Regions from separate parts of the Mus musculus genome. Here regions 1 and 3 are each linked to region 2. Evidence: chromatin loops called from intact Hi-C (ENCODE). Cell type or tissue: heart. All regions are shown on one strand.

Region 1 (8,000 bases), 83 kb before region 2:
CAACCATCTGTAATGGGATCCGATGTTCTCTTCTGGTGTGTCTGAAGACAGCTACAGTGTACTCATATAAAAAAAATAAATCTTTTTAAAAGGTGGGGGTAGGGACAGGGGAATAATATAAAATGAAAATGAGGCTATTATATCAATTCCAAATTATGGATACAATTTGGACAAACTATTTAAAATAAGTCTGAGCAAGCAAGATGGCTCAGTGTACCTATGCACAGGTCTGACAACCTGAATCTGATCCCAGATCACAATTGGAAGGAAGAAACTAGCTCCTGAGAATTGTCCTCTGTGAAAATGCACATGTATGCACATATACCTACAAAATATTTAAATTTTAATAGATACTTTATGAGATTCTGCCTCAAAAATAAAACCCCAAATAAATTTATAACAAAATTGAAATCATCTGAACAATAGTAGATTCAAATAAGTGATATCTTTAGATATGATGTTGTGTGTGAAAGTGCATGTCTATAATGCCAGCACTCAGAAAACAGAGGACTGGAAGATTGCCAAAATTGAGGACAGCATAAATCCAGACCAGCCACAGCTACAGAGTTAAGACTCTGTCTGTCTGTCTGTGTGCCCCCAGTTCCCAAATGTAGACATAAGTTACACAGTTACAACCTAGCAGTGCAGGCTGGAGAGCTAGAGATGTAGTATAGCAGTGAAGCACAGGTTTGTTTGGCATTAGTCACAGGGTTCATTTTCAAACACCCATCCAATATATCTACATACAATAATGGTATCCAATAAGCCTGTTATTTATTAATGAAACAATATAATCTTTGACTTGAGAGATATTTTAAAATTGTATTGTCTTACAAAAATAGCTGACCCAAAGACTCCTACATTTTTCTGTAGTCTCTAGATTTGTTCAACTGTTTTAAAATGTTCACTTGGCACCTGATAATATACGCAAAATGATTAGTAAATATTAAGGATGAGCTTACCACATGCAGTTCTATTCCTCCCTCTTCATTATTTAAAGTCTAAAAACAATAGATATCCAGGAGGCTTTTTATATATATGCGTATGTATGTATGTATGTATGTATGTATGTATGTATGTATGTGTATATATATATATATACACACACAGCACATATACATTCTGATTTATGTGTGTGCATGTTTAAATACATATATATACACACACATGTGCACACATACTTACACATGTACACATGTATTTACGTGTATGTACATCTCAGATAATACATACAATATTCTATATAGAAATATACACACTCCTTTAATTCCAGACTTGCAAGGCAGAGGCAGGAGCATTTTTGAGTTTGAGGCCAGGCTGGTCTGCAGAGTGAGTTCCAGGACAGCCATGGCACAGAGAAACCCTGTCTTAGAAAAAAGAAAGAAAAAAAGGAAGGAAGGAAAAGAGGGAAGGGGGTAAGAAAGAGAAAGAAGAAAGGTAGGTAGGTTGGTCTATAGTCTCTTAAACATCAACTCTAAACCACATGACTATTTAATAACATGCCCAAATATCATACACAACACTGAAGCACCTCAAAATATAGATAGATAGATAGATAGATAGATAGATAGATAGATAGATAGATAGATAGATTGATTAGGTAGGATGGATGGATGAATGGATGGATGGATGGATGGATGGATGGATGGAACAATGTTTTGTTTTTCACCTTCTCTATTTTGAGAGGGTCTGGGAACGAGCTCTGGTGGCCTCGAAATCAAGATGCCCCTGTTTCTGCTTCTCACTTCTCCAGAGCCGTCTTTACAGCATGCATCAACCATGCCTGACAAAGCTGTATTATTTTAAGACCCAGGTAGGTACAAAACCAACGGTTATGACCTAAAAATTATGGCAACATGCAAATATAATACGTGGAAAGTAATCTCCCTGGCAATGTCAACAGTCCACTAAGTGCTACTATCTGCAAATTTGTCAAATTCCCAAAATCTAACAGAAACCCGAACTTATCACATTACCACACAAAGTATTAGAGAACTTTAATATACTTGATGAATCTCAAACTATTTCCCATTAAAACTCAATTAAGCTAGGTGTGGTAGTATATGCCTTTAATCCTAGCACTCAGGAGGAGAAAAGCAGGTAGATTTCTGAGTTCTAGGCTAGCTTGGGTCTCTAGGCCAGGTGACGATGATGACATCGTTGTCGTCGTCATCATCATCATCATCATCATCTCATCAACCCTAGAAACAAAACCCTCAAAAATCACAGGAGAAAACTTCCAATACAAATAACAAATGCCAGGATCTGGAATGAGAAACAAATTCACGATTTAAAAAGAGTTCCCAAAATAACCCAAACTAGCAAATTGGCCTACCAGTCAAAAATAAATACCAACTGCTTTTCATAGGTAAAGCTTTTTGAAACAGTCACATCACAGTCTTCTGTCAAAGCCTATGACTTCCTTAGCAGTAAGGGGAAAAACAGAGTTGAGTAATCATAGCGGATATCATACAGACTACAGGTTTCATTCCCACCCCAATGCTGTGAAAAGTCTTGTATATACTAGGCAAACTCAACATTGAGATTCAACCCCCCCACCTCACACACTCGCCAATTTGTGTGTGTGTATAGGAAGTTAAGAGTTGACATCCATACTGGATCAAACACAGGTTTATCAGAGTTATAATAAAGCAAATACTTTTACTTTTACTCAATGGCTCTCTTTTACCCTTCATGTGCATGTGTTTGTGTCAAGAGCCACAGTTCTAGATTTGTTGAGGCATGGACTCTCACTGAATAGGGATCCTGTTGATTGTGGTTAATCCAGTTGGCTAGCTATCCACAGGCAGCCACAAGATGGATGCTACAGATCAGAATATGAATATGTATTCTTGCATTTTTAAGTTGTTTTAAACAATGAGCCATGTTCCCAGTTCCACACACAGGCAGCATCCTTTTGAAACAGGATCTCACTGAATTGCTTCCAATTCACTAAATGGTTATCAACTTCTCTCTGTGGCTCACTCAAGCCTGTACTCAGGATGCTCTTGAAACACTCTCTTAAGCTGGGGTTACACATCTGTGCCATCAGGCATGGCTTTATTTGACCTACACACCCCAAAAGGACCAAAGTATCACATACATTTGTTAAACATTCATTATTTGTAATTTAAAAAGACACAGTACCCTTTATTTCTACCAATAATTAAAAAGATTAAATGTCTGTGTGTTCAGTGAGAGGAGACTGGCTGGACTCAAATTTAAGATCCTACAAGCCTCCAGAGTATTGGGATTATAAGCACACAACAATATGCCACATCTAGAAAATATAAAGAAATGCCTTTAAAAAATTGAACAAAACCAAACATTTGCAACACATGGTTTCGATTATATCCAGCTGGGAAAGCCATTTAAAAAAAAGAGCATTTGGGGGGGGGGGGAGTCTCTAGGGATTTCAATAAAAATGGCTAAGTATAAAACAAACAAACAATGGTTCTACAACTACTATAAAATTACGAGATTTAACAAAACAAAAAACCCAACAACAACAACAACAAAAAAACCAAAACCAAAGTATTATAAATTCAAATCTACTGTTTGAATCCTTTCCCTAATAGCAGGTCATTTTTCTATCTAAACTCCTGAGATTCTATTTCAAATCAAGTGACCCATCAGAACTACAAGAACAATGAAGTAAAAATAAAAAGTAAAAATAAGTGACACATTGTGTGCTCTATACAAAAACAGCTGCTGTTCCCTCAACAACTGCTCAACTCTTATTCTCCTTTCTGAATGAGCAGAATGTGGGAGTGAGTGCTGATATCATACCACCATTGGGACCTAAAAGTAAGCAACATTACTAGCCTAACTAAAAGAAAGCAAATAAACACGACTGTCCTTATGGAAGAGCATGATGGGCATACTCCTGTAACCTCAGACTCGGAAATACAAGGTACAAAGCCAGAGCTTGCCTCAAAATAGACAACAAACACAAAAGACTAAGCATAATGCACATGCCGATAATCAGCACTCTGGAAGACACAGAGGCAAAAGTAACATGAGTTTGATAGCAATCTGGGCTAGGGAGCCCATATCAGAAAACAAAACTGAACTGGTAAGTACTATAAAAAGTCTCTTCTAAGTTTAAGACATTTAGGGTTTACTGTAGTGTCTACGACAATTCAGAACTGAATGCTTCTTGCAAAATTACACGTGTGTCAGAAATCCCAAGCCAGTGCTGTGCTGCCGTGGCTGCACTCACCTCTTGGGCATCTCTTGCTGCCTTTGCATCATCCTCATTATAGCGGTTACAGTTGTACCTTAAAGAAAATTAAGAGGATTTCAAAAAACCATAATCAGTTAAAAAGTAAAAAGAATGTAGCACTTTAATGTGTACTAAGTGATTGTCTAGAACCAGCATTCTATTTTACAACAGATAAAGTGAGATGTCAAAGGTTTCTATTATTGCAATAATAGAAATAAAAGACCAAATAAAGTACACTGGGAGGGCTGGCCATACACCAAAAACATAGTATTTCGATTGTCTAAAGGATTAGATCAACTCTCCAGGAAGTAGAAAACTCTGCACCTCCTAGGTAAGTCCATCCCAAAGCAGCTACACTGCAACCACGAGAAAACACTGTAGTAGATAGCTTCTTTTTACATTTGCCTAGACTTCTAACTCTACTTCTGAAGAGACCACCTCATCTCCTAAGCTATCCTATACTCACGGTCTATCTCCTTTTATAAATCAAAGAGCCAACAATCAGCAAGTTACTATGTAAGAGCTGCTTGTGCTATGGACTTTACACACTACTATGACTTATTAGCTGTCTCTGATACTGAATGACATGTAAAAAGAGGATGGAAGGAGGAGGAAACACGTCCAGAGAAATTAGCTCAGAGTGAAAATGACTGGCACTTCTTTTGTCCTTGTTAGTACCTACCTTTTTTTGTTGTTGTTTAGGCAGGTTCTCACTAAGTAGCCCCGGCTGGTTTGAGATCTCCTACCCAGAGCAGGTTGACCCAGAACTCAGAGATCTGCCTGGCACTGCCCCCATGTGCTGGGATTACAGTTACAGGCTACCATACCTAGCTACTATGTACCTTTTATTAAAGACTACATTCTGATTTGGGCTACTTATTTAATGCTTAACTACCAATTGCAGTGGACTTTCAATGTGTGATTCACAGTTCATTAATGAACAGAGGCAGTTCAGGGCAGGAAGTTGAGAGCTAACACAATGCTACAGCATCTGTTAACACTGAACCTTCTATTCTTCCCTCAGACATTTTTCTCCCAGAGCTGAGGACTGAACCTAGGGACTTGCGTTTGCTAGGCAAGCGCTCTACCACTGAGCTAATCCCCAACCCCTATAGGAAGAATTTAAAAAACGCCATCCCTCCCTCTATCCCAAATAAAAAAATTGAATAAAAAAAATGAATTTAGATGTTAAAAGTAAATTAGTCTAAGAAGTGGCTCAATGGCTAAGGGCACTTGCTACTCTTGCAGAAGGGCATAGTTTGATTCCCAAAACACACAATGGGTAGCCCAAATCCTTCTAGAACTCTAATTTCAAGTTATTTAATGGTCTCTTCAGGCCTTGTGGGCAGTTTTTGAACCATGTGTGAGCATCTGTGTGATACAGAACCACAAACATGAAAAATCCTTACAACATCCAAACTACTATTACTTTATAATGCAGTCTATTTCCTAACTTTCTCTATCCCTTCCAACTTAGTAGGTAGTCAACAGGAAGGTACCACAAATCAAATCTTTACTGGAGAAAAAAAATACCTAAAGAAAAGTCATAATTGCACTGAGCACACAGATCCTTTATTCTTGTCATTATTCCCTAAAAAATACTATTTACAAAACATTTATTGTGTGCTAAGTAATCTAGAAATAGTTTAAATAAAATATGCAGAAGGAGGCACATGCATGCAAATACTATACAAGTGTACATGATGACCATTTGCATGCTCAGATTTTGTTATTCACAGAGCATCCTGGAACTCATCTCCAACAGGTTAATTAACAATGGCATATGCATCTAACATTAACTATCAGTCTTGAAAAACTTATAAAATTAGACATCAGTGGGCCATTTGAAGGGACTATTTTCCAGTTCTAGGTAATTATTCCCAATAGGAAGGCAAGCCTACTTCAAAGAGAAGCTAAAAATACAGATCTTTGTTCAGTAGCTTTCCACTTTTTAGTTAAGACGACAAAACTGTCGTCTAATGATGTGAAGCATAAGGAAAACACACAAGTAAATTTCTGCCATTAAACTCTACTAGACGACTTACCAGACAATGTAACTAAAAATTTAAATCATGAGCTGAAAACACTACTTCACCTCCGTTCACAGTATTCCTTTTACTGTTTCCAAATTTTTCAACTAATGAAATCTCAATGCATAGGTTTAATCTCAATTATTAATTCCTGTGAGAAATAGGACTACAAAATACCTCTCTGTGGTTATCTTGCATATAATGTTGAAACGACATATTAATCTTTTTTAGCTCGTCAGGCAATTATCAAAGGCAGAAATACCATTTGTACATGGTAGACATCCTATAATTACATGAATGTACTCTCCCATTTGTCCAACCTACCAGGCAGATCCATGCGGTTCCCAAGGGCCAAGACACACCCAGCAAAATTCTGCTTTACAGTTCTGGTTACGACAGACCATGTGATTACAACCGCCATCCTTCTCAATTGTGACATGGCATTTGGGACATTCCTATGGAAAAAAACTATAGAGTTGGTGTCAATGCTATACCATTGAGGACAGAAGCTAGTTCTAGACTTCATTGATTTGAGTTTATACACATAAGTTATTTTAAAAAGTAGTAGGAATCTATTAAAGATCATTAAATGTAAAGTATATTATTACTGGCTCTTTCGTTAGTCTTGTTTGCTTTTTTTTTTTTTAATTTGTGTTTTTCTTTTTTTCCTTTTTCTTTTTCTTTTTGGTATTTTTTGGTTTTTCAAGACAGGGTTTCTCTGTATACCCTGGCTGTCCTGGAACTCACTTTGTAGACCAGGCTGGCCTCGAACTCAGAAATCCACCTGCCTCTGCCTCCCGAGTGCTGGGATTAAAGGCGTGCGCCACCACACCCGGCTTGTTTGTGTTTTTCAAGACAAGATTTCTCTGTGTTAACAGTTCTACTCAATCTGTAGACAGGCTGGCCTTGAACTTACAAAGATCCACCTGGCTCTGGCTCCCTTGTGCTGGGATTAAAGGTGTGCACTATCACCACCTGGTTATTACTGGGTATTAATAGACTAAAAAATGTAATAGTTTTTTAAAATTTATTTTTAAGGGTATGTCTGTGTGTTTGCCATCTGTGTGCAAGTGGCTCTGGAAACCAGAAGGGCACCCTGTCTTCTAGAAAGAGAATTCTAGAAAGCGGTAAGCAGCCATGCAGGAGTTGGGACTTGATGAATCAGGGTCCTACTTGAAGAAAAGCTGATGAGCCATCTCCCCACCCAAATAAAAACAATCACAATATTTTGAACACAGTTTTACTGAAGGTAAGTATTTTACTCTACACAATGCTCAGTGCCGTCACCTAGCTGAGAGCAACTAACTATCCATGCACTGTTTTTCAGGGCTTTATATGCACCATAAACCTGTAAATCTTGTATTGGTGTTACTTATTCCTGCTTGTCTCATGAATAAATGACAAAATGGAAATAACAAAGAAACTAATTCTAGGCCACATAGAATCCATCTATGAGCAGTCTGGGTTCACACAGTCAGGTAAGCAGACCTTGACTTTCAAACTGAATTCATACTGAAGCTCAAATTTTTCATTTTTTTTAAAAAAATTATTTATTATTATCCATAAGTACACTGTAGCTGTCTTCAGACACACACTAGAAGAGGGCATCAGATCTCATTAAGGATGGTTGTGAGCCACCATGTGGTTGCTGAGATTTGAACTCAGGACCTTCGAAAGAGCAGTCAGTGCTCTTAACTGCTCTCTCTCCAGCCCCTCATTTTTTTTTAAAAACTGTACTTAAAGAG
Region 2 (8,000 bases):
GGCACCCACATACCCACACATAGACACAATTTAAATAAAGACCTTTTTAATTTTTTTAAAAAAAATACAAATAAACAAAAAAAGTAGTAGCTAGCTAAAACAGAGAGTGCACCCTGTTGTAGTTAGCACTTGATGTGTATGACACATTTGTAGTCCTGGAACCCAAGAAGCTGAGGCAAGACCATCACTGGAGCCCAAGAGAAACGAAAAGAAAAGGAAAAGGCCTTGGCAATACAGGGAAATTTGATCTCAAAACACAAATGAAATAAATTAAAAAGCATGAAAAGAGGGGAAAGTATAAATACATGCTATGTCATAAACAGAATGATGATATAGCATGAGTTCCAGGATGCCCTGAGCTGTGCAGTGAGACTCCTGTCTCAAAAATACATATAATGAATATATTAAGTCCTGGGTATAGCTCAGGGATAGAATACTTGCCTAGCATATGCCAGGCCCTGAGTCACACTACAGGAGAATTCAAAGTCAGAACTATATATAAAAGGGTTTTGTTGTTGTTGTTTTCTGTTTTGATTTTGTTTTTGTTTTGTTTTTTTGAGATAGGGCCTCACTATGTAGCTAGCTCTGGCTGTCCTCTAAAGCAATATATTATAGATCAGGTTGGCCTCAACTACAGAGATTAACCTGACTCTCCCTCCAGAATGTTGGTATTAAAGGCCTGCAACAATATGCCTCCCTCCTCAAAGCAAAAATTTTAAATGACTATATGATAACAATTAGGCAACTAGTTTAACTTGAAAACACTTAACACCATCTCAATCCCTTGAAAATGAGCCTTTCACTTTAATTCTACAAGTGGACTTACACGAAGAAATAAGAAAATATTCTATGTCTGACCTCTGATATGTATACTTTTAAGTTAAAAACTATAAAAAGCCAGTAAATAGATTGGCTATACAAATTAATGTGCAATCACTAAGTTCTTTAAAAGAGTAGTTATTTATTAGAGAAAGTTCTTCAGAAATTCTTTCTGGTTTTTCTCCCCACTGAAAACAAATTACACAAAACCATTCTGGTTTTTGTTTGTTTTTTTTAAATATGTATGGCTATGTAGGTTCCAGTAAACTAGCTACAGCTCAAATTTTGATGTCTCTTGGTAACTTACTTAGTAAAGTTTCTCTTTACTTGTGAGATTTTTTTTTTCTTACAATGTGCCTGTACATCCAAGCAATGCTTTGAATTTAAATAACCTAAAACAGAATCAAGCCTAGTTTAGATGTATAAGAATACTAGCTCAAGGAATGATGGTCTGGGATATATCCTACCTTTGCCTTGACTGGTATTTCTAATTATAAACTTTCAACAAGGGATACATGCTCGGGTGTTCATGAATGCTACTTAAGAACAGTATTACTCATAAATGCTAAAGTAATAAATCAAGAAAATATGGAAAAGTACGACACTACCCCCCTACCCCCACCAAAATCCCCAGTTTTTATAGGTCTTAGTAGTTCATCAGCATTCATTCTTATCTAAAACAAGAAAGGATAATGTCATGCATAACAGCTACCTGACTGGTAACTGAGATAAATCTAAGAACTGACAAAACTGGATGAGATTTAACTAAAGTAAAATACACACTTTTAAGTCAAAAAGTTATTTTTGAGAATATCTTTGATTTATTTCAAAACATAATTTTAATGCCAGTAAGCTAGGTAAGTTTGATGATTTAATATAATTGCATGTAAATAAAAGCAATTCAAGTTTTAACCAAATTCCTTGCTAATGCAATTTTTTTGTTTCTTTAAAAAAAAAAATGAAAGAAAGAAATCTCAATTAATTATATAAAAACTAGAGCAGTGAAACTTAACTGACTTCTACAATCCTCCCATTTATTTTTTTATTGAAAAATGCACCATCATCTACAATGAAAATTGAGTTTCCACTACCAACAACACTAGATGAGATTTTTCCATTACACCAAACACATTCTTTAATGCCTACAAGGTTTAATCTGCAAAACGGTGCCTTCTGAATCAAACCATAAACATGTTAATAATGGAAAGTCAGCAAGTAGGCAGTAACACTGATAATCTGTCCATTCTAAAGTTAAGAAGCAATGTGCTTAAAAAAAAGAGTAACTTCTTGTTCATATGTAGTTTCCTTCCATGTAGCTACTATTTTCTAAAAGTTAAAATGAATCAAGATTTCACTCTGATTTTTCATTTTTCCAACATTTTTCGAGGCTGACCCTAGAGCCTCGAACTTTTTGCTCTACCACTGAGCTGTTATTATCTCCAGCCCTCTTTTTACTCTATCTTGAGAGAATCTCACCAAGTTGCCCGGGACAGCTTTGAGCTCACTCTGTAGTCCAGGTAGGCCTTGAACTTGCCACCATCCATCTGCCTCGACCTTCTAAGTAACTGAAATTTCAGACTTTCACCACCGGGTCCTATGTTATCTTTACTTTCCAATCATATCCCATTTGTAACAACTTTTCCCCCAAACAAATGTAAATTTATTTCCTAAAGCTCAAAAATACAAAATCGGGATGTATATAGCGTTAAATAGGATGCAGTTTCTGGTCTGAAGCAAGTTTAACTTCTATGCACGAAACAGAAACCTTCAGAGAATAGAGTCCAGAAGCCGGAATGCCTCTACTTTCTAATTCACAATAGAGTTTTGTCCAATTAGACAACACTGTGTTTTATTGTTGCCGAAGCTGCAAGGGTGGGTAGGGGATCTGCAATAACTATTCCAACAGCTTCCATCAAGTTACTTGCTACCAATGGAAGAAGTAGCAGTTAGGTCCCAAAGAAAACATACTCCTCCCACTCCCCCAAAAATGTAGGCATAAGCCTCACCATCAGAAAATAAGGTCCATCAGCACCTCTTCCGAGAAATAGTTCCCTTCCCCCACCTTTAAGTAGCCACTTAGGACTGCCAAGGAGATCCATTTCTTTATTAGCCGGTGCCCACTTGGAGCAATCATACACTAAAGCTGCTCTGAAGGGCCTGCCCTAATCCCATCTGAAACTGCTCAAAAGACTCAAGGGCTAGGGATAAACCTTGAGAAAAGGGCCGGGTTCTTTCTGACACCTCTTTCACACTCACCACCTCACCCGCCTCTAGCCCGCCCCGGTATCCCATCCTCCGGCCGTAGTCATGCAGGAACTGCCGGCCATAGCCGCTCAGGCAGCCCCAGGCCTCCGCCATGCCAGGACTCCGGGAAGCACCGCCCAAGCGCACCTCCCGACCGGCCGGCAGGGCACACAGGCCCGTGACGAGCCAGGCCCTGGCCTGCTCTTCGGCGCCGCACAGGCCGCCTTGGGTCCGCTCCCTAAGCCGGCTCCGGGGCCAGATGGCGTGGCGGGGCCCCTCACCTGGATGACCTCGTTGACCTCCCGGATACATTCCACCATGTGCTGCAGGATCTGTTCGGCCGTGAGCACCTCGTAGCGGTAATCCTCCTCCTGCTCGTGTCCCGGGCCGCCGCCGCCACCGCCACCGCCGCCGCCGCCTCCCGGACCCAGAGCGCTGCCGCCGCCACCGCCAGTCTCCCCGCACAGCAGTCCGTCTCGCTCCCCGCCGACGCCCAGCCCGGGCTCCACCAGCTCCACCTCGCCCAGATCCAGGTTATCATCGTCCGGCTCGTCCTCGTCGTCGTCCTCCTCCTCCTCGGCGCCGCTGTCCTCCTCGCTGCACTCCTCGTCCTCGTCGAACTCGTAGTTGTAGCCCTCGTCCGAGTCCATGGCGCGACGCGCGCGGGCCCGGCAGACGCTGGCCGCGGCGCGGAGAGGGCGGGGACGCCGAGGCCCCGGCTCTCGCTCCGGCTCCGGCTGCCGTCCGGACGCAGGCCTGGTTCCGGCCCCGTGGGCCGCGGCTGCTCCCCGCGTGCGGCGGTTGGAGGCGGGCGGTGGCGGCGGCGGGGAGGGCGCGGAGCAGGGCGGGAGGGAGCGCGGGGGCCGCTTGCTGCCGGCCTCAGTCAGACGCCGCTCCGCTCCGGGCTCGGACGGAAAACAGTCCCCTGCGCCACCTCCGCGGCCGCTGCTACCGCTACTGAGCCAACAAAGGGGCGTGCGTCACCGCGCCGCGCTACGTCATCGCGTCGGTCCGCTGCACGTCACCGCGCCACGCCCCTTGGCCCCTGCGTAGTATTTGGGGAGACCCCACGGCCGAGCCTGAGCAGGACGGGAGCGCGGCGGCGCGGCGGTGGCCCGGAGACACTGGGAAGCTGTGGCTCCTTGACGTGAGGAGGCTGGGGCCTTCCGGTCGTGGGGAGGAGTCTGGGGAGCGCCCAAGCGGAGGTTTTCTCCGAGGACCTTTCTCGCTTCCGGGCCTCACAGGCACATCTGACACGCCCTGGCTAGTTCCGGGAAGCCGGTAGCTGTGCTGCTAAAATTCCGGTTGCCCGAGTTACTGCCTGGAAGGTAGTAGTACGCGGAACCTCCAAGTTGGGTGACAGGTAGTTGGAGTGTTGCTGTCCACTCGTGGCTCTACAGCGGTTCTTGGGTCCCCCTGATGTGACGTCATAGTAAAGACTCAGTTCCTGAACTCATCTTGACAAGCACTTCTTGAGGGTCCGGAACAATGTGACAGTCCTGTTCCTCAATTAAGGCCATCAATTCCTCAATCACTAAGGGCCTTCCATAGATTAGTGCTCATTACCACAGAGTCCTAGTACCCAGATTATAGCGGAGGCACCCGAGACTCTAAAAATAAAAGTGTATATACCTTGTGGTGGCATACACCTGTCCAGCATGCACAAAGGCCCCAATTTCAGTCCCCAGCAATGGAGCAGAGAGGTTTTCTGATACATAATAAATCTTACATTTTATGTAAATTACAGTGATAATTCCAGGAAACAGTGCAGGCAAACCACATCTACAAAGACCAAGAGAGACTGCTTATCTGGAAATAGTGCAGAAGTGAGCTGGGTTGATGGATGGCTATTTCAACAGAGGAGGAGAGGAAGATGGCCTTGGGTCAAAACAGAAGGTTCACAATAGTTACAAGGCTGAAGTTTAAAACTCAATCAGTAAATGGGAAGTATTGGGCAAATTAGTTAGAGGTCATGACAAAGCACTTAATGCCTTTCCAAGACTGGGTTTATCTTGTTTTGTTTGCTTTAGACTTAATACCTTGAAAATAGGACACCAGAGCCAGGAAAGTGTTTTGAAGGAAGTAGAGGCTTAAGAGACCTCCCTCTTCCAGTAACTTGAAGGATTGGCCAGTCTGAAAATCTATTAAAGCTGAACCCTTAATAGATACAGTACTTAAGATATAGATTCTGTTTAGAAATTGCCTTTGAAAAAGTGGAAAATATATAGATACATACTTATATAATGTCTATGTCTATTTTGTTTTCAAATGATCGATTTATTTCTTTACACACACATATTTAAACTGGGTTGAGTGCAAGGCAAGTGTAGATCAGAAGATAACTTATGGGAATTAGCCCACACTTCACTGTGTAAACTACAGAAGTTGGGTTAGAGTCATCAGGCTACATGGAAAGTGCTTGTCTGTACCTGCTGAGCCTTTCTCGGTTTGTTTGTTTGTTTGTTTGTTTGTTTTTTAAGTAGGATCTCATGTACCCAGGATAACCCTTAACTCCTGACCTTCCTGCCCCTGCCTCCAAATGCTAGGATTTGAGACATGCACCACCATGCCTAGCTCAAATCAAAGCTCTTAACAACAGTTCTGGGTTATCTTGGTCCCTTGAGTCATTGTGTTTCTATTTAGCAATTATAACTTATTGCCACATCTGAGACAAACCACAGACACAAACACCCTTTGTTCTTCTCCATCCTGTTGTGGTATATCTATGGAAATAATTCAGGAATATTTGTGTATTCATTCACTGTTTTATTCTTGTGTTATTTATTCAAATAACAGACAAAAGCAAGTTAAGGAAGGAGAGGATTAATGTTCACATTGTGAGGTCAGTGTCTATCCTGTCAAAGAAGGCATGATGACAGAAGTATAAGGCAGTTATTACATTGTATCAGCAGGAATAAAAGAGAGAGATGAACAATAGTTTTTAGATCACTTTCTCCTTATAAGTCTAGGACCCCAGCCTATGGAATGTTACAGCCCAAACATAGGATGGATATCTCTCACCTTAGTTATTGGATCTATGAATTCATAAAGCTGCCCAGAGCTTTATCTCTGAGTAATTCTGGGTCCATCAAGTTGATATTAGCCATAACAATTTTAAGACTCTTAAAAACCCTTTGTGTCATCTTCCTTTAGGTGCTACAGTGGCTGGCCACTACCAGAAAAATGCATAGCAATATGCATGCTAAGTTTCAAACACAAAGCCAGCTGAACCCTCAATACTACTCGACAGTACTGTTAAGTTTTAAATTTTGTTTTCATAATATGACTTCTTTATACCTTAACTAGTTTCCTCGAACTTCCAACCCAGTAGTGTGGGTGGTGGTTCACACCTTTAACACTAAAATCTCAAAAGACTGAAGATTCACGTTTGAAGCCACTGAGAAAACTACCAGCAACAAAATTCACTCCACATTTGCCTTTTCCAATCCTCTCGAGTACATGAGTTTAAGTTATACTAAAATTTGAAAACATCTGAACCATGTTTAAAATTTTATCTTTGAAAATATCATCATCACTGAAATATGCTAAGCAGCTAGATAATATTAAGGGATAAAGCCAGAGAAGACAAACGAAGCAAAGTCCCGAAGAGAATCATAAGCTATCCTAAGAAATTTACAATAGAGCGGTGGGAAGTTTGAAAGGATTTTAAGCAGAAGAGTAAAACAATATGATCCTTGTTCTCAAAAAGATAGTTGGGCCAAGCAGTGGTGGTGCATGCCTTTAATCCCAGCACTTGGGAGGCAAAGGCAGGCAGATATTTTGAGTTTGAGGCCAGCCTGGTCTACAGTGTGAGTTCCAGGACAGCCAGGGCTACACAGAGAAACCCTGTCTCAAACAAAACAAAACAACAGCAACAAAAAAAAAGATAGCTGGGTGCTTCGTAGAGCATGGGCTAGAGCGACAACCGCTAACTATGAAACCATCTCAGAAATCCAGGTGGAGAAAAATAATGGCTTGAGTTCTCTTAAAGCACTGGAGATATGAGTGGTTAAATCTGGGTGTGATTTGAAAATAGGCCCAATATGTTGAGTGACAGAACACCAGTATATTTCTCCATTTCTAACTATAGATACAATGTGAGCCTCCTTACAATCATGGACTCCCTGCCGTGATAAAATTGTTTCTATTCAAACTATAAGCCAAAAAAAAAAATTTTTTTTCCATGATGTTGATCTTGTCAGCTATTATTTGTCACAGCAACAAGAAAAATGCTACAGAAAAATTGGTACCAAGATTCCAACTTGTAAAAGTGCAAATTCACTTCAAAAGATGAGCCTGAGTTGAGAATGCCATGGATGGGCTTCTTCCCTCCCTAGGGAAGCTTTTTTCCTCGAGGTTGGGCAACCAAGTTACACAGAGGCAACTAAAGTGCTATGGTGGTAATAATAATAATAATAATAATAATAATAATAATAATAATGTTTAAAGCCGTACCACATTTAAAGCTGCCAGCAGACTTCAGAAGCATCATTCATGGAGTTGTTTTTGTAGACGTACAGAATTCAAGCATTAAAGAGTCATTACACTACCATTTCCAAAAGCTGAAAAGGCCAGGCGACGTGAAGCAAGGTCTGAGTCCCTACAAGGAGATGACTGCATGAAACTGTCAGTGAAGACTAAGTTACAGTGGAGCCTAGCATAATGGTACACATCTCTAGTCCCAACATCTGAGAGGCAGAAATGTGTAGACCTCTGTGAGTTAGAGACCAGCCAAACCTATGTAGAGAGACCATGTCTCAAAACATAGAAAGAAAGAATAAGAGAAAGAAAGAAAAGTTACAATGGAGACCTTAGGGCCATGGAACATCGTCTGAGGAAAGCTGCAGATAGATAATGAAGACTGCTCAAAAGAAATTCTGCATGTAACTATAGGTCACAGCAATGGAGGGGTAGGACTACCAAGCTTGTTGGAACAT
Region 3 (8,000 bases), 170 kb after region 2:
GTGAGGTGAAGGGATAAATTGACAGGTGCGAGAAAGCTGAGTTCTCTAGCGGGAAGTCCTTTAAGAAAGGCTCATAGCCTGTGGGTATAGTTCCTTTGTAAAATGCTTGCTTAGTGTACTTGAGGCCCCAAGGGGGCCAGGGGCCATCAGGATTTGGAGTGAGAATTCACCAGGAAGAAGTTGGAATTCCCTGAACAGGTAGGTTATTCTGTCTTGACACTGGATAACCATGGAAGGTTTGGTTTGTCTTATTAAGGAAGCTTCTGGCCTTTCTTACTTGTTCCATGTACCCAAAAAACTTAATTTTTAAGATAAGGTCTTGCTATGTAGTCTCGTCTGGCCTACAACTCACTATGTATAAACCAAGCTGGCTTGGAACTCACAAAGAACCACCTGCCTTGGTCTCTCAAGCCCTGGAATTAAAGGCGTCGCTACCATGCCTAGTTCCCTTATTTAATTCTAAGCACAGCTGAGGTATGTTGAACATTTCCAAATATTAATGAAAACCAGATATAAATACAGAAAATACCACAAAGTTCCTTTAAAATCCTAGCCTGCCTACCTTTTCTTTCTTTTCTTTTCTCTTTTCTTCCCTTTTCTTTTCTCTCCCTCCCTCCTTCTCTCCCTTCTTTCTCTCCCTCCCTCTCCCTCTCCCTCCCCCCCTCCTTTTCTCTCTCTCTTTCTTTCTTTTTTTTAGGATAGTTTTTCAAGACAGGGTTCCTCTGTACAGCAACCCTGGCTGTCCAGGAATTCACTTTATAGACCAGGCTGTCTTTGAACTCACAGAGGTCTGCCTGCCTCTGCCTCTCTAGTGCTGTGATTAAAGGTGGGCACAACACCATGCCTGGCAAAAGCCCAGCTTTCCAGTGATAACAATTTCAAATTCTACTATAGCTATTGCTTTCAATAAACTAGTTATTGTCTTCTGTGACCTTTATTGTATGTCACAACACCTTCTTACCTAGGTATCTTACTTGTGTTGTGGTTCCTGACATTTTGAACAAGTCAATACTACTCTTAAAGACCCTTCCTGAAGAACCTACTTCATTATCTTCCTAAGTCCTTATGACTAGTACATTATAAATGACTATGGTAGGGTTCATCTACAGTCTCAGCTTATCTTCTGGGGGCTAAGGCAGGAGAACCAGTTAAGCCCAGGATTTCAAAACCAATGTGAACAACTGACCAAGAATCCCATCTCAAAAAGGAAATAGCGAGTATATTCTAACACTCTTCTAAGACTCAGGCCTAACAGAAATAATAGTTCACCAAATGACTATCAGTGGACTCATGCAACTGAAAATCCTCCTGAGAAGACTTTGTAACCCATGATACCGTATCAGAGATTACTAGCATACTTTAGTTCTTATAAATTAGTTTCCAGGTAGTGTGCAGAGTACCTTAATATTTTGATAACATCTTATACTACTGTGTTAGTATATGTTGTTGCAAGCATGCTACATATATATTAACTCCTAATTCTCATAAAAGCCTCAGAAATAGGCCCATTTTACAGATGAGAAAATAGTCTTAGAGGATAAGGAATTTGCTATGTTCCACAGCTAATCATAGTAACCTGATTCCAGAATTCCTTTTCTGGTTCTGTGATTATAGCCTCATTTACTGCTGATAGCAAAGATAGAAGATACATTTTCTTCAGAGACCGTAAATGTATCTGGAGCAATGGTTCTCAACCTCCTTAATGCGGCAACCTCTTAATACAGTTCCTCATATTGTGGTGGCCCCCAACCATGAAGTTATTCTTGTTGCTACTTCATAACTAAGTTTGCTACTGTTATAAATCAGCTGGTGCTCTAACTCCACCTTAGGTGTGGCTCCTCACATGTTATATAGCATTTTTGGCAGTTTTAGAAATTAAGAAAAATTTCCTACTTATAAACATTTTTATATCAATGAAATCATACATATTTTATAGTTCTCCACTGGAAAACTAATCTCAGAAGTTCATAATGCCTGATAATTCAAAACATGAGATTAAAAAATTCTAGCCAAAATCAAGAATGCCTTCTGAAAGCAGGGGCTGTGGCTAGGCTGCAGCACCTCTGCTTAATACATAAAAGGTCTGGGTTCATTCCTCAGCAGTATAAGGAAGAAAAAGCCTTATCTGACAGAAGAATGCCTCTACTGCAGAGAAAATTGCTTGGTAGGGTCTGGTGTTTTTACCTGCTCACAACCATGGAGGAAGACTTGGGGGCCTGGCTACTTAGAAGGTGAAAGGGCTGGGGTCCTTAAAGACAAGTGTGAGCTACAGGACAGCATTCTTCACAGAGGCCAGTGACAGCCCACCTTTCATTTATCTGAGTGTAAGCAATCTTGCCTCACGGGTCAGGAAAAGGAACTGTTTTCCTCAATGCTAAGTAGAGAGTATATTGGACTCAAAATTTAAAAACTCCTTGAACTTCACCTTCCTTCCTATCCTCGGTAGTTTTCCATACAGGCTGGGTGTGGCCATGACTCAGTTTGTGGTAAGGATGTGGCCATCAGTGGGGGAGGAGCTTCCTTCTGCCTTTAATTCTATCTGGGAAGGAGCAGCAGTGTCTGCTGCTGAGTCATTACTGGCTCTCACGGATCACAGAATTATTCTGGATAGACCTAGTGATATCTTGGCTTCTTATAGGTGGTGAGGAGGAAGTTCTGTGGATGACACAATTCCACTGGAGCCCTCCAGCCCCAGGGATGAGAAAAAGGTAGGCTTCAGTTCATTTAGATGAACTACTAGCTTCTGGAGCAAAGGACTTTCCACAAATTGAGTTTCAGAACACCTCACACTGTCACCACCATTGGGCCAGAGATGCTGCCCTCTTAAAACTTTCTGCAGAAATAACTTTGCACAGAAGAGGACCCGAAGTCTTTTTAGTTCTAGTTGTCCTTGGAATGAGTGAACCAGGCAGCCAGCCTGTAAGGGCAGACATAGTGTGAAGAACACATCTAAGGAAAAGGTGGCACCTCTTAGGAAGAGTGCACTTGACCCACTGTTTTCCTGTCTTCGCTTTTTTTTCCCCCCTCAGAATATTCTTTATTGTTTGGTTTTTTTGAGACAAGGATTCTGTCTATCTCTGGCTGTCCTAAAACTCATTCTGCAGACCAGGCTGGCCTCAAACTCAGAGATTTACCTGCCTCTGCCTCCATCCAAATGCTGAGATTAGAGTAGTGTGTCACACCGCCCAGCTGCAGAATATGAAAGTTGTCTAATATACAATTTTTCATTGATCATTTTTAAAGTCCCTTATTGGAAAGATAATTATTTTGTCTGATGATGAACAGTAGCCACAGTGATCATTCTGTACTTCCACATGGATAAAACTCATTTCTTGAAACATAGGTGTTTCTGAGGTAATAGTTTTAATATTTCTGTGGTGTCTGATTGCCCCTGACTTAGCAGCAAACCTGGGGATATATGTCCTTTAGAATAATATGAAGTCATAGGAGAGAGGGAAGCATTGAGTTGGGCACTGTTGGACTCATTCACATATAATTAACTGATCAAACTCCACCCTGTGAAATAGGGATTGTCCTCAAGTTACTTTTAACGGACTGTACATGTTAAATTATAGGTATAGTCTATAGGGCTAGTGATTAAACTAGAACAAAGATAAGATACAACCTAACTATGTACTCCTCTATACCATGCCGATTTCTCAGCAGAAGCAAGATAGTAGGAAGTTACTGTGACACATTCTGTCATCTAATGAGAACACTTCCCATAGACCCCATTTGTGTAACTGTCAGATCATTGAAGCCTGCAGATGAAGAGCAATTCTTGGCTAGCACCAATTCTCCAGTTTAATGGATATTCATGTCAGTCTGGGTCCATATCCAGATTGGCCTGGAGTTCTGCCTCAGTCCCTAAGTGTCAAGGTCACAGACTTAAGATCACCAAGCTTTGTATCTAGATTTGTGGTGATGGTAGAGTTCATTAATGCATGTGTGCGTGCATTCCTCTGTGTGTGTGTAAAAGAGGAGAGGAGAGAGAGGGAGGGAGAAAAAGAATGAATATGAATCTATAACCGAAACCCTGACCTGCGTGGGCCTAGATCTGTGTGGCTCAGACTGACTTTGGCCTCTTGAGCGTTGGAATTACAGGTGTGAGCTACTCTGCTTGACGCACAGTATGCACAGTGGACCTCAACATGAGTAGATAGATAACTGTCACCCTGTTGAACACTATGGTTCTTTTGTGTGTGTGTGTCCAAGGCACAAAGAGGTCATTTCTTCTACCCCCTTCTCTTGCAGAAAGGAATGATTTCCTCCACAGATATAACCTCCCCCTCCCCAACTTCATGTTCTTTCCACCATAATAACCAAGCATTTACTTCCCTAAACTAAGGGGACCAAGGGGACTTATAGAAGAAACTAAAAAACTTTATTTCACTACAAATTGCATTTATGTTACCCTTCCCTCTAATCAAAACTGACCGAAAATGGGATGAAGGCCTGTGATTCAACTACAAAGAAGTGTCTGCTTGAAATGGTCACACCCATCTTTTACCAAGAAAAACAAAAGAACAAAACAAAACCAAAAAAAATCCAAAACCTAAGGTACAGTCTTCCCATTTAGAATGTGGCAACATTGTATCTGCTTTCAAAACTCTGCGGAATGAAGACTAGTGTTAACAGTTGGGAAATTAGAAAATACTTTGTAGGGAAAAAATTGTTAATGCCTCCAATACTACAAATTTAAATACATACACGCCTGAGTCAAAAACCAGTGTTGACTCCTGCATAGATAATGGCTACACGTAGGTCCAGTTCTGCACTAATTACCTTGGATTGGTTTGCTGCGTCCAGGTCCAGGCATTTTAAAAGTGCAGGATTCGAGACTCAAAGTATTAACATGGGTCCAATCTAGCCCTCCTTATTAGGAGGTCGCGCTCACGTTCCAAAGAGAGACTTAAGTTCTTCCTACCCAGCCTCTAAGTCTGGAACCCTCTAGGAGGCAGCCCAGACCTTCCACCACTCTCTTGCTCCCATCACCCCAGCTTCCCGTTCCGCTCAGCCTCAGAGGGTGTACTGGGGCGGGCGCCGGGAGGGTGGAGAGTCTCCGGGCGGGGCTGGAGGAATGTCCGTGGACCTATAAATCTGGGCACCGCCCTGGTAGGCCAGGGCAGATGGGGAGACCTGGGCAAAAGGCCAAAAAGGGAACATTTTGTAGCCGATCTAAAGCAACAGGTGGCGGTGGCGCCCGGGAACCTAGGGGTGGTGGTGGCGGCGGCGGCGCTGGCCCGGTGGGCGGGCCTTGCTCCCTCACCACTTCCCCATTGGTCAACAGGATAACCCTTGAGCAAATTTGGTCTACGATGTCCTTCCGCCACGGAAGGTAGTCCTCCTCAAAAGGGCAACCTGCTTGTCCCGCCTACCCTGAGCTTCTCTCAGGAGGTGCGGGCGCCCCGTTGAGAGGCGGGGCGCCGCCGGCCGCAGCCCGGATTGGGCGAGGGGCGGGGCTGCGGAGGGATTGCGGCGGCCCGCAGCTGTGATAACCTTGAGGCCCAGTCGGCGCAGCCCCGCACAGCAGCGACTCGTCTTCACTTGACTGACGTCCGCTCTAGGTATCGCAGCAGGAACCGAAGTACGCCCGAGGTGAGCGGGGAGAACCTAAGCCATCTGTCCCCAGAGCCGATGCCCACTGGTGTGTAACGCAGGCCTGCCTGCCCACGCGGGACTCAGGCGCCAGGCATCGAGCATCCCACTCCGGGTTGGGGAGGAGCCACACTTGAGTCCAAGTCTTAATCCTCCAAATTGAGGGTGGCCGGCTAGCTCCTTTCCCACGGTCTCATTCTGCTCTCTCTTCCATCTCAATCTGGTTCCAGCCTCTTATCTTACTATTGCTATCCTCGCCACCCTGTTCTCGCCCTGCTCCGATGCTCGTCCTCCTACATCCACTACGACTTACGACCTTCCTCTTAGCTCTGTGCCCTCATAATTCGGTGCCCTCCTCTTAATCTCTACTTGAAATAATTCCCCTACTCACCCCACCCCCACCCCCCATTCAGCCTCCGCGTTCATCCTCCTTTCAGGTCAGCGTTCTCTTCCCGCGCCAGTGTTCGCAGCTCTTCGTCGCCCCTCCCCCCTCCGATCCGGTCACGTCCGCGCCGCAGCATCCTTTCAACCTCCATATCCTCGCCCCTCCCCCTCGCAGCTTTTCCCCTCCCCCCGCATTCTAGTCACGTCCGCGGACTCCTCGTGGTCCGGTGCATGGAGGTAGGATGCAGTCACTAGCGGTCCTTGGTAATGCAGCTACAAGTTACGTAACTTTTGTATTCCCGGTGGCCTGGCAAGAAAGGTTGGCCGCTATTGCTGCCTGTTTTGTGTGCCCGCAGATTTTTGGTGGTGGGCACGGGCCCTCATTGCTCTCGCGCTCCATCCTGCGGCGGAGGGGCGGCACGTACTGCGATGCGTCTGATTAATCGGTCATGCTGCTCCCACGTGCTGGCGAGGGGGAGGGTGGGCGATCAACCCATACCCGTTCCCGACAGAAACTGGAGCCCGACGCTACCAGAACACACATAGCCCACAGAGCTCGGTCTAATTAGGGAAGCAGATTTTGTCAAGTCAGTGCTATGAGGAAGATGGGGCTGCATGCACAAGGTGGCCGGCATACTGGTTTTGAAAAAGCCGGGCATCTTCTAGTCTGAAGGCTATAAAGACCCAGTAAATACCCAGTCATAGTAAGATAAGAGCTCGACCACTTTTTCCAAATCCAGGACACTGGTAGTTTGGAAAAAGTGAACCTTATAGTGAAAATCCAGTCGTGCATGGAGGCAGCTAGGTTTTGGAATCCGGTGTGATCTATTAATATTCTTAGGTTTGGCCTCTGGTCCTGTGTCACTCCAGGCTGCTAAATTACTGGTCTCCTTGTAAGTACGGGCCATCCTCGATGTAGTGACTAACCTCGGGTGAAATATCCAGAAGGGCATGCATTATATCCTTTTGGTCAATGAATGAAGTAGTTACCTTGAAGGCTACCAACTTGATTCTGTCTCCTTACTATTTTTATGCACATTAGGGGTAAGCTTGGGGAGGCAGGTAGGCTCTGAATACCCAGTATGCCCATGGAAACAAATTCTCTCTGGAATCCCGTCAGTGTTTACAAAGTAATTAATGTTACATTGCAGCTCTCCTGAGAAAGAGCTATCTAAAGGGAGAAATCTGTGCAGCCTTTGTCTTTGGCTGTGAGGGTAGAAACAAAGAAACAGGTACCCAGATAGAAGCCTTCCGGTCCTCTTTGTTCAAGTAAGCCTTTTATGCCTTCTGGCTTGTAGGAAGTTTGGTACTGTTGCCCCAACAGTGGGGTGGGGGGGCTCAGATCAAGACTCAAGGAAGCATTGTTAGCAAATAATTTGCCCTCTGATGGCCTGATTATGCTGTAGGAAAGGCAGTGAGGGTGTTCTTTGGGAAAGTAGTGTAAACCATCACCGGGTCTGGGCAAGATGACTCAACCTTTCAACTTTGCGGCTTTTGAGAAAATTTTCTTCCTTGGGTGAGTGAGGGGACCACACTTGTTCTCTGAAGTGTTGTAAGGTTCCCTCTTTTTTAGTGAGTCAAATAGCGTGCATTTTCCCTGAATTAAACATGTCTCACTCAGACTGAGTGTGGTGGTTCAGCTTTAATCCCAGTACTTGGGAGGAAGGCCTGTGAGCTTGAGAACATGGAGCGGGTGATACCCTGTTTCCAGAGGTGGCGGGTATCACCTAAATGAAGGTGACCATAAGAGTGGAAATGTGGAGTGGCTGCTTCTAGACGGCATATTTTCATTCTTGAATGATTGGCACAGCAGCTTTTCATAGAACAACCAGTATCCAGATTGGCAGTTTCTCTCGAGGCATTTCTGAATTATTGCTTAAGCCAAACTATATGAATACTAATCACTTATTTAGTACATAGCTATTTTCATTTTAAGCATTATATTTTAAATTATTTAATTTGTAGGGAAATTTGTTAAGAACTGTTTGCCAGCACTCAGGAGGCAGAGGCATGCAGAT

What was found. A loop is a pair of places that touch in the nucleus more often than their neighbours do. Peaks named below come from ENCODE experiments on the same cell type or tissue, not always from the same donor. Only the 100,000 strongest peaks of a DNase experiment are listed, where the experiment ranks them.
Region 1: a loop joins it to region 2, with 2.1 times the contacts of the local background. A loop is called at or near these places in 4 of 42 quality-filtered maps.
Region 3: it touches region 2 in a loop (4-fold over the local background); 7 of 42 quality-filtered maps call a loop at or near these places.

The regions. Positions count from the first base shown.
Region 1 is chr9:59,399,146-59,407,145 of GRCm38, forward strand. Arih1 (ariadne RBR E3 ubiquitin protein ligase 1) reads right to left here. Exons shown (of 14, transcript NM_019927.2): 10 at 6,580-6,710; 11 at 4,223-4,280. Among named protein-coding and RNA genes, the nearest start is that of Bbs4, 50 kb to the left of the region's middle. In heart, no CTCF peak of the experiment used is centred here; no DNase peak of the experiment used is centred here.
Region 2 is chr9:59,482,635-59,490,634 of GRCm38, forward strand. It overlaps Arih1 (ariadne RBR E3 ubiquitin protein ligase 1), which reads right to left and starts at 3,740. Exons shown (of 14, transcript NM_019927.2): 1 at 3,345-3,740. The coding sequence starts at 3,713. In heart, CTCF peaks have their summits at 3,244 and 4,028; DNase peaks (open chromatin) are centred at 3,237 and 4,197; H3K4me3 peaks cover 4,083 bases; H3K27ac peaks cover 2,575 bases.
Region 3 is chr9:59,651,052-59,659,051 of GRCm38, forward strand. Pkm (pyruvate kinase, muscle) reads left to right here and starts at 5,525. Exons shown (of 11, transcript NM_011099.4): 1 at 5,525-5,598. Gm51708 (a long non-coding RNA gene) reads right to left here and starts at 4,855. Exons shown (of 4, transcript XR_003948336.1): 1 at 4,786-4,855. In heart, CTCF peaks have their summits at 4,965, 5,171 and 6,384; DNase peaks (open chromatin) are centred at 2,510, 5,310 and 6,330; H3K4me3 peaks cover 3,526 bases; H3K27ac peaks cover 3,516 bases.